Regions from separate parts of the Homo sapiens genome. Here region 2 is linked to region 1. A link is a loop called in an ENCODE intact Hi-C map of the cell type or tissue named here. Cell type or tissue: Panc1. All regions are shown on one strand.

The links. Peaks named below come from ENCODE experiments on the same cell type or tissue, not always from the same donor. Only the 100,000 strongest peaks of a DNase experiment are listed, where the experiment ranks them.
Region 2: a loop joins it to region 1, with 5 times the contacts of the local background. A loop is called at or near these places in 1 of 110 quality-filtered maps.

Annotation. Positions count from the first base shown.
Region 1 is chr7:139,318,678-139,322,677 of GRCh38, reverse strand. It overlaps a transcript of UBN2 not described here. Among named protein-coding and RNA genes, the nearest start is that of TRR-CCT4-1, 20 kb to the left of the region's middle. RefSeq lists an enhancer at 2,213-3,163. In Panc1, no CTCF peak of the experiment used is centred here; a DNase peak (open chromatin) is centred at 1,509.
Region 2 is chr7:139,410,417-139,414,416 of GRCh38, reverse strand. It overlaps FMC1-LUC7L2 (FMC1-LUC7L2 readthrough), which reads right to left. Exons shown (of 11, transcript NM_001244584.3): 9 at 1,837-1,866. It overlaps LUC7L2 (LUC7 like 2, pre-mRNA splicing factor), which reads right to left. Exons shown (of 10, transcript NM_016019.5): 8 at 1,837-1,866. Among named protein-coding and RNA genes, the nearest start is that of LUC7L2, 53 kb to the right of the region's middle. RefSeq lists a silencer at 3,488-3,688. In Panc1, no CTCF peak of the experiment used is centred here; no DNase peak of the experiment used is centred here.

The DNA.
Region 1 (4,000 bases):
ACTGCACTCCAGCCTGGTGACAGAGTGAGGCTCTGTCTCAAAAAAAAAAAAAAAAAAAAAGTCCAGATGGTATAACATGAAAACTCCAAAGTTCCAATGAAACGTCTCCCCATTGCTGGCTTAGATTGCCCCGGCCTGGAAGTGGGCCAAGAGGGCCAGGGGACATGGCCCACCTGTTTCCCTGACCTGACCTTCTACACTCCCATGCAGCCTTTTGCTGAAGGAGCTAAGGTATGAACAAAAAGCAACTTTGCTTTCTCAGGAGTGTCCCTACAAATCAGTTGTAATGATACGTTCTTTCCTAGGCCTGGATGACATTTATAGCTTTTCCAGGCTCTTTTGGGTAACAAACAGGTTAAAGAGTTTTTTTGTTTGTTTGTTTATTTTACTTAAAAAATAGTCTCCGCTGTGCATGGTGGCTCATGCCTGTAATCCCAGCACTTTGGGAGGCCGAGGTGGGCGGATCACCTGAGGTCAGGAGTTCGAGACCAGCCTGGCCAACAGGGTGAAACCCCATCTCTACTAAAAATACACAAATTAGCCAGGTGTAGTGGCACGTGTCTATAGTCCCAGCTACTCCGAAGGCTGAGGCAAGAGTATCACTTGAACCTGGGAGGCAGAGGTTGCAGTGAGCTGAGATTGTGCCACTGCACTCCAGCCTGGGTGACACAAGATTCTGTCTCAAAAAAAAAAAAGTCTCTTTTTCTAGTTATTAGTCTTATCCAGTGTCATCTCAAAACTTCAAATGTCATTGACTTGAAACCCTCTCTCCTCCTCCAGCCTGGAGTCCGTGGGGTCACGGTCAGTGTCATTTCTCTTTCTCATACTGCCTCCTCCGGCCTTGCTGGCTGCTGTCCCTGGCCTGCTGCTGTCCTGGGGAAGCAGGGGAAGGAAGGTCAGGTTTCACTCCATGAGTTGAGTCTGGGAGTGACAGATTCCAAATGGTGCTTCTTTTCTCCTAGGTGTTTTCTCGTGCGTTCTGGAGAGTCTCCACCCCCAGGCCACCTGCTGTCCCCCAGAGGCTACACCTTCTCCAGCTGGACACTAGGGTACCTGCCCAGCCGCTTAGGCTCCAGAAGTCCTCCCCTCTATTGAGGTTATCCCATCCCTCCGGTGTTCCCTTTGGCTGGAACAAGGCTGTCTCCCTTTCTAGAGAACCACGGCAGGCCTACAGGAACTCTGAGAGTGCAAACCATGCCAAAGGCAGCCATCTCCAGGGGCTAGCCACCAACATGGAGTCAAATCCCAGTCCACGTGTCCCTCAAACTCCAGAAGACATGTCACACTTTCCGAAATGGTCCTCTTGAAGTGCTCCCTTATTTGGCATGAGCTGAAGATGGGGCACCCACCCCCTCCTGCCTGGGAAGAAGGGCAACGTCCAGCACACAGACAGTTGCTCCAAAGCAATCCTCTCACATTCCGCCACGGCCAGGACGTGGATGCCAAGCTAATCCTTCCCAATGTGGAGCTAACAGTTTTACAATCTCAGCATGAGCTGTGAAGGTGATCTAGCTCCTCCTGCCTTTAGAATGTGGAAGTACTTGGCACCTAATGTTTTGTTCTCAGCCTTTGGGGCCTCTGGTGAAACTGACACAGAAAGAGTCCCATTTTAGTAAAAGAAGTTATCATTATAAAAAGTAACCCCTTCCTCACGCCAGGATACCTGATGCACTGCAGGTGTCTCATGACAGCCTGACTTAGGAAGCGGGCTGTGTGAAGGTATAGCTAATATAGAATTTTTACATATTTATATATTTCGTCCTTATATTAATATGACTTTTTATACAAAATATATAGAGAATGGTTTGTTTTTTTTTTTTTTGAGACGGAGTCTCACTCTGTCGCCCAAGCTGGAGTGCAGTGGCATGATCTTGGCTCACTGCAACCTCCGCCTCCCGGTTCAAGCGATTCTCCTGCCTCAGCCTCCTGAGTAGCTGGGATTACAGGCACCCGCTACCATGTCTGGCTAATTTTTGTATTTTTAGTAGAGACGGGTTTCACCATGTTGGCAAGGCTGGTCTTGAACGTCTGACCGCAAGTGATCTGCCTGCCTTGGCCTCCCAAAGTGTTGGGATTACAGGCATGAGCCACTGCAACTACAATCCCAGCACTTTGCCAGAATTTTTGTTTTTGACGTTATGGATAATTAGATGTGCAGATAAATCTCTGTCAATATAGGCTACCTTAAAGTGTTGGGTGAAATTTTGTTTTGTTTTTGAGACAGAGTCTCTCTCTGTCACCCAGGCTGGAGTGCAGTATCGTGATCTCAGCTCACTGCAAACTCTGCCTCCCAGTTCAAGCGATTCTCCTGCCTCAGCCTCCTGAGTAGCTGGGATTACAGGTGCCTGCCACCACGCCGGGCTAATTTTTGTATTCTTAGTAGAGACGGGGTTTCACCATGTTGGCCAGGCTGGTCTCAAACTCCTGACCTCAGGTGATCCGCCCGCCTTGGTCTCACAAAGTGCTGGGATTACAGGCATGAGCCATCACGTCTGGTCAGAATTTTTGTTTTTGAAATTATGGATAATTAGATGTGCAGAGAAATCTCTGTCAATAGAGACTACTTTGAGTGTTGGGTGAAATTTCTCTCTTTTTTTTTTTTGAGACGGAGTCTCGCTCTGTCACCCAGGCTGGAGTGCAGTGGCACGATCTCGGCTCACTGCAAGCTCTGCCTCCTGGGTTCACGCCATTCTCCTGCCTTGGCCTCCGGAGTAGCTGGGACTACAGGCACCCGCCACCACACTCAGCTAATTTTTTGTATTTTTAGTAGAGACGGGGTTTCACCATGTTAGCCAGGATGGTCGCCATCTCCTGACCTTGTGATACGCCCACCTCGGCCTCCCAAAGTGCTGTGATTACAGGCATGGACCACCACACCCGCCTGAGTGTTGGGTGAAATTTTAATAAATACACAAAAAATACTTTAAAGCATGACTGAGCTAACAGGGAAGTAAAGGAGACCAGAATAACTGGAGGTCAGAAGGAGGAGGACCCAGAAAGAGAGCAGGAACGTGTTGTTTGCCCTGAGGGCCTATGCTAATCCCTGGTGGCCTAGAGGCTGGAATTTTTATCATTTTTGATTTTTTAGAGATGGAGTGTCTGCTATGTTGCCCAGGCTGGACTTGAACTCCTGGGCTCAAGCAATCCTCTTGCATCAGCCTCTCAAGTAGCTGGGACCACAGGTGAGCATCTGCACAACTGGCTTTAGAGTCTGGATTTTTAATTTGCCTCAGGCAGCCAAAAGGAAAGAAGGCCCCAGACAGGCACGGTGGGGTGGCAGATCAAGACTCTTGTGGACCGGGTGCGGTGGCTCATGCCTGTAATCCCAGCACTTCGGGAAGCCCAGGATGGTAGATTGCTGGAGGTCAGGAGTTCGAGATCAGCCTGGCCAACATGGCGAAACCCTGTCTCTACTAAAAATACAAAAATTAGCCAGGCATGGTGGTGCCCACCTGTAATCCCAGCTACTCGGGAAGCTGAGGCAGGAAAATCGCTTGAACCCGGGAGGCAAGAGGTTTCAGTGAGCCAAGATCGCACCTCTGCACTGCAGCCTGGGCAACAGAGCAACACTCCATCTCAAAAAACAAAAAACAAAACAAAACAAAACAACAACAACAAAAGACTCTTGCATAATGCTGGGGCCCCAAAGACAGGGAATTGCTGAGAATGAAAAACGCAACCCTGACCTTGCTGAGAAAAGGCTTTTCTGTCTCGACTGCAGTGTTGGGTGGGAGGCAGGGTGGAGAACCACCCCCGCAAGAGTCCTTAGCCACCAGCCGGAGAACCACCCACAGGAGTCCTTAACCACTAGCCCTTACCACGCGCATGAATTTGTGGCTGAAATCCATCCTAACTTCGAGGCCCAGAAATCCTAAGCTGAGAATTAATTTGAAGCGGTCAGTCTTGGGTTGGTAATGTCCCTAGGAACCTGGCAGAAGCAAATCAAGTCCTCTCTAGAAGAAGGATTTCTTTAAATCCTTCTTCTTTAAATCCAGGCCTC
Region 2 (4,000 bases), 92 kb before region 1:
ATTTGTAAACTTTCTTAAAATATTATGAGATTTCTTTGCAATTTTTTTTCCAGCTCATCAGTTATCATTAGTGTATCTGATGTGTGGCCCAGGTAAGCCAAAAGATTGGACACCCCAGGCCACACCGTCACCCTATGTAAAAGCTTTGGTAAAGATGTTAACTTCTCATATGAATGAGATGAAAAACCTTTGGAGAATCAGAGGGCTGATGTGATGTATTTCATTTATTTAAAGGCTCATCCTGGCTGACGTGTGAAAAATAGAATGAGGTGAAGAAGGGGGGTGGGCAAGCACAGAGAACTAAGGAGCCCAGTTACAAGGCAAACATATTATCTAGGTAACAGGACTAGAGGAATAGAAATTAAATTTCTGGCCCAAATATCTAAAGATGTTCTATGTGCAATACTTTATGTTTTCAACAAAGGGACCAGCTTATATTAATCAAACAGTAAACAATAACAGTATCACAGTTTAATGTTTCTACTTATCATGCTAGATCAGAGAAATTCACCAATAATATAAATTAGCTGACACAACTGGCCCCACTTATTAATGTTCTTTAGTTTTTTTAGTGTTTTAGGCAGAAATATCATTGATAGATGTTGCTAACAGAACTGTAAGGTTTTTGTTTTTCTTTTTTTGAGACAGTCTTACTCTGTCACCCAAGCTGGAATGCAGTGGCACAATCTCGGCTTACTGTAACCTCCACCTCCTGGGTTCAAGTGATTCTCCTGCCTCAGCCTCTCAAGTAGCTGGGATTACAGGCACCTGCCACCACACCCGGCTAATTTTTGTGTTTTTAGTAGAGATGGAGTTTCGCCATGTTGGCCAGGCTGGTCTCGAACTCCTGACTTCAGGTGATCTGGCTGCCTCGGCCTCCCAAAGAGCTGTGATGGTATAAGCGTGAGGCACTGCGCTCAGCCAGGTTTTTCTTTCATAACAACAAATTCTCTACTTTTTAGGGAAAACTTCTTGGGAAATAGTCTCTAGAGCTGAGAACTCAGAAAGTTTCTAAAAGAAGATGTGATCTGAACAAGAGGAATGGTAGAATTTGGAAAAGACTGAGAAAGGGCATTCTAGGTGGGAATGGATCCATGAAGAAAGCTCAACGACTGGAATGAGAAGGGCAAGTGAAGAACTGAGAAAGAATGATGAAGTACAACACATTTCCCTGCCTTTCTCAGACAAAAAAATGTATCAGCAACTAGCAAAAACTACAAAGAAAGGTTTCAAACCCCAAATATTAACGCTGAAAGTCAAAACAAAGTATTGTCTTGCTCTTTTAAGGCTGCAAATGCCTCTCTGAAAGCCTTCTGTGATCACTGTATAAAGGAATGGGTAATAAACTCACATAAAGTCAAGACTGGAGGGTATACTAAACATTTTGGTTTTGCTTAACCCACAGTGGATCAATCAAAATTTTATCCAACTATTAACCTACTAATGTTTTCAACAGCTACAACCTCTTAGAACATGTTTCCTAAATGTACCACCCAAATTGATTTTTAAAAAATTAATCCTTTTACGTATCTACTCTGAGCATCTAAATGATTTCAAAAAAAATTTTCTTTTTTTTTTTTTTTTTTTTTTTAAAGACAGAGTCCTATTCTGTTGCCCAGGCTGGAGTGCAGTGGTGCTATCTTGGCTCACTGCAACCTCTGCCTCCCGGCTTCAAGCAATTCTGCCTCAGCCTCTTGAGTAGCTGGGATTACAAGCATGCATCACCGTGCCCAGCCAAAAAAGAAAATTTTTAAAGGACCATTTAATCAATCTATAAAAACTACCTTTGAAAAAGACAACTTCACTACTTATACCTGTCTTATGTAATACACCTACCTTTTTGGATTCTTGCTGTGTGATCGGGACCTAAAAAAAAAAAATATGTATTTTTAGAAAAGTGGCTATAAATAAGAAAACAGTGCAGTGTTACATTATATTCTTCCTGATTTCTAATGTTTACATTAATTTTATAAATACAAGGCGTGTACCTACGCACACAAAATTTTCCAAAAGACACCACAAACTCGACAGATTTCTTCACCTTGCAGGGTTTGCTTAACTCAAGAATACCTGGCTCTTAAAGAATATGTTCCTAGGAGATTAAAACACAGTACAGGTTGAGTACTCCTTCTCCGAAACGCTAAGGATCATAAGTGTTTCGGATTTTTTCTGTTTTTTGTTTTTGTTTTTTTTTTTTTTAATTTTTACATTTTTTGTTGCCTAGGGTGGTCTTGAACTCCTGGATGCAAATGATCCAACCACCTTGGCCTTCCGAAGTGCTGGGATTACAGGTGGCCGATTTTTTTCAAAATTTGAAGTGTCTGCATTATAATTTACTGGTTCAGCATCCCTAAATCCAGAAACCAAAATCTGAAATGCCCTAATAAGCATCTCCTTTAAATGCTGCCAGCACTCAAGAAGTTTCAGATTTTGAAGCTCACTGGATTTCATTTTTTGGATTTGGGATGCTCAACCTACATATCACAACTTGCTAATTTTCCAGAAACCACTTACCAGCTTGGAAAAAATTCTTTTATATCTGTCATTTCTTTTTTCCCTTCTGGGAAAAGAGTGAAATTTCTATGGTCTGAGATCTACATACTCTTGGAGCTACAACCTCATACTATAATCTCTAGAACACCTAGTTCAATCTTACAATGTGTTTCTTCAAATGAAATGAGATACTCTACTTAAGGCACTTGTCACATTTCCTAGCACACAGGTAACGCTCAATGAAATGTAAAGTGAATATTATGGCTAGTAGGACACCACAGGGATTATTATTTTTTTTTGGATGATATATAGCATTGTTGAAAGCATGACTTTGAGATCAGCCAGATTTGAGTTTTATTTCTGGTTCTACCATTCACTGTCTGTGTGACCTAAGTAAGTTACATATCCTCTCTCAGCTTACTCTGTCACTAGCAAAAGAGGGATACTAATATAAATTTTACTGGGGTGGAGTGGGGGTGGGGTTTATAAAGATTAGATGAATATGGATAAATTCCTTACTACAGTGTCTGGCATACAATAAGCACCCAGTAAATGATTATGATTTTTTTCTTTTATCCCATCTTATATAATTTTATACTAGTTTCTAATTTCCTCATCTTCCATACTTCCATATTTCTTTAAGCTCACAGATTCAACGACTTTTTTTTAATGTTTCTGAAATTTGCATTATATAATCACTGTCAAAAGAAACTTGCCATTTGGCAAACAAAGGAGTAAGATGTGATATACTTTTTCATCATCTACAAATGTGAAAATGTAGTCCTGCAAAGAAATTCTGTTCCATGTTACTGTCACCTCAATTGAATCTTAAAATGAGATTCCCAATATTACTGAAAATTCCACTTATATATTAGAATACTGGGCAATATTCCCATAAGGACTTACTATACACAAAAGAACAAGTAGATAAAAGCTCTGAGGTAAACTTTACAGTAAATGAAGAAATCTCTCTCTCTCAATAGAGGACTGACATCACTTCTCCTAAAAAGGGACCATATAGACATGTAGTTTTGTTTCACTGTCTTTATGGTGCAAAAAGATTACCTGGTTATAAGCCATGTGACACAAACGAAGTCTGTTTAAACTTCTTGAAATATACTGAGTATATAATATGCTCAAAGATCGAAGGAAGTGAGCATAACCTAATACTACAAAGGGTTTTAATTAGCTTAAGCACATCTGCTAACTCTAAAGAGAAGGTATTTAAATTTAAGACATTTAAATGTAGTATGATTCAAGGAACACTATAAATTAGGACTACAGGCAAATCATTTGTGATATAACTGTCCATCCTAAAGCTGCTGAAGTTAAAAAGATGAGTTACAAAAAAATGTTGCCACCATGATGCTATGTGATTTTAGCTGCCAATGGTAAAAGTGACTCAGAAGAATGTTTAGACATTCCAAATACTAGAATTCTAAGATTTTATCAATTAATGAATACCAATGTAAGAGGAATTATATACATTTAGATATTTTTAGACTTT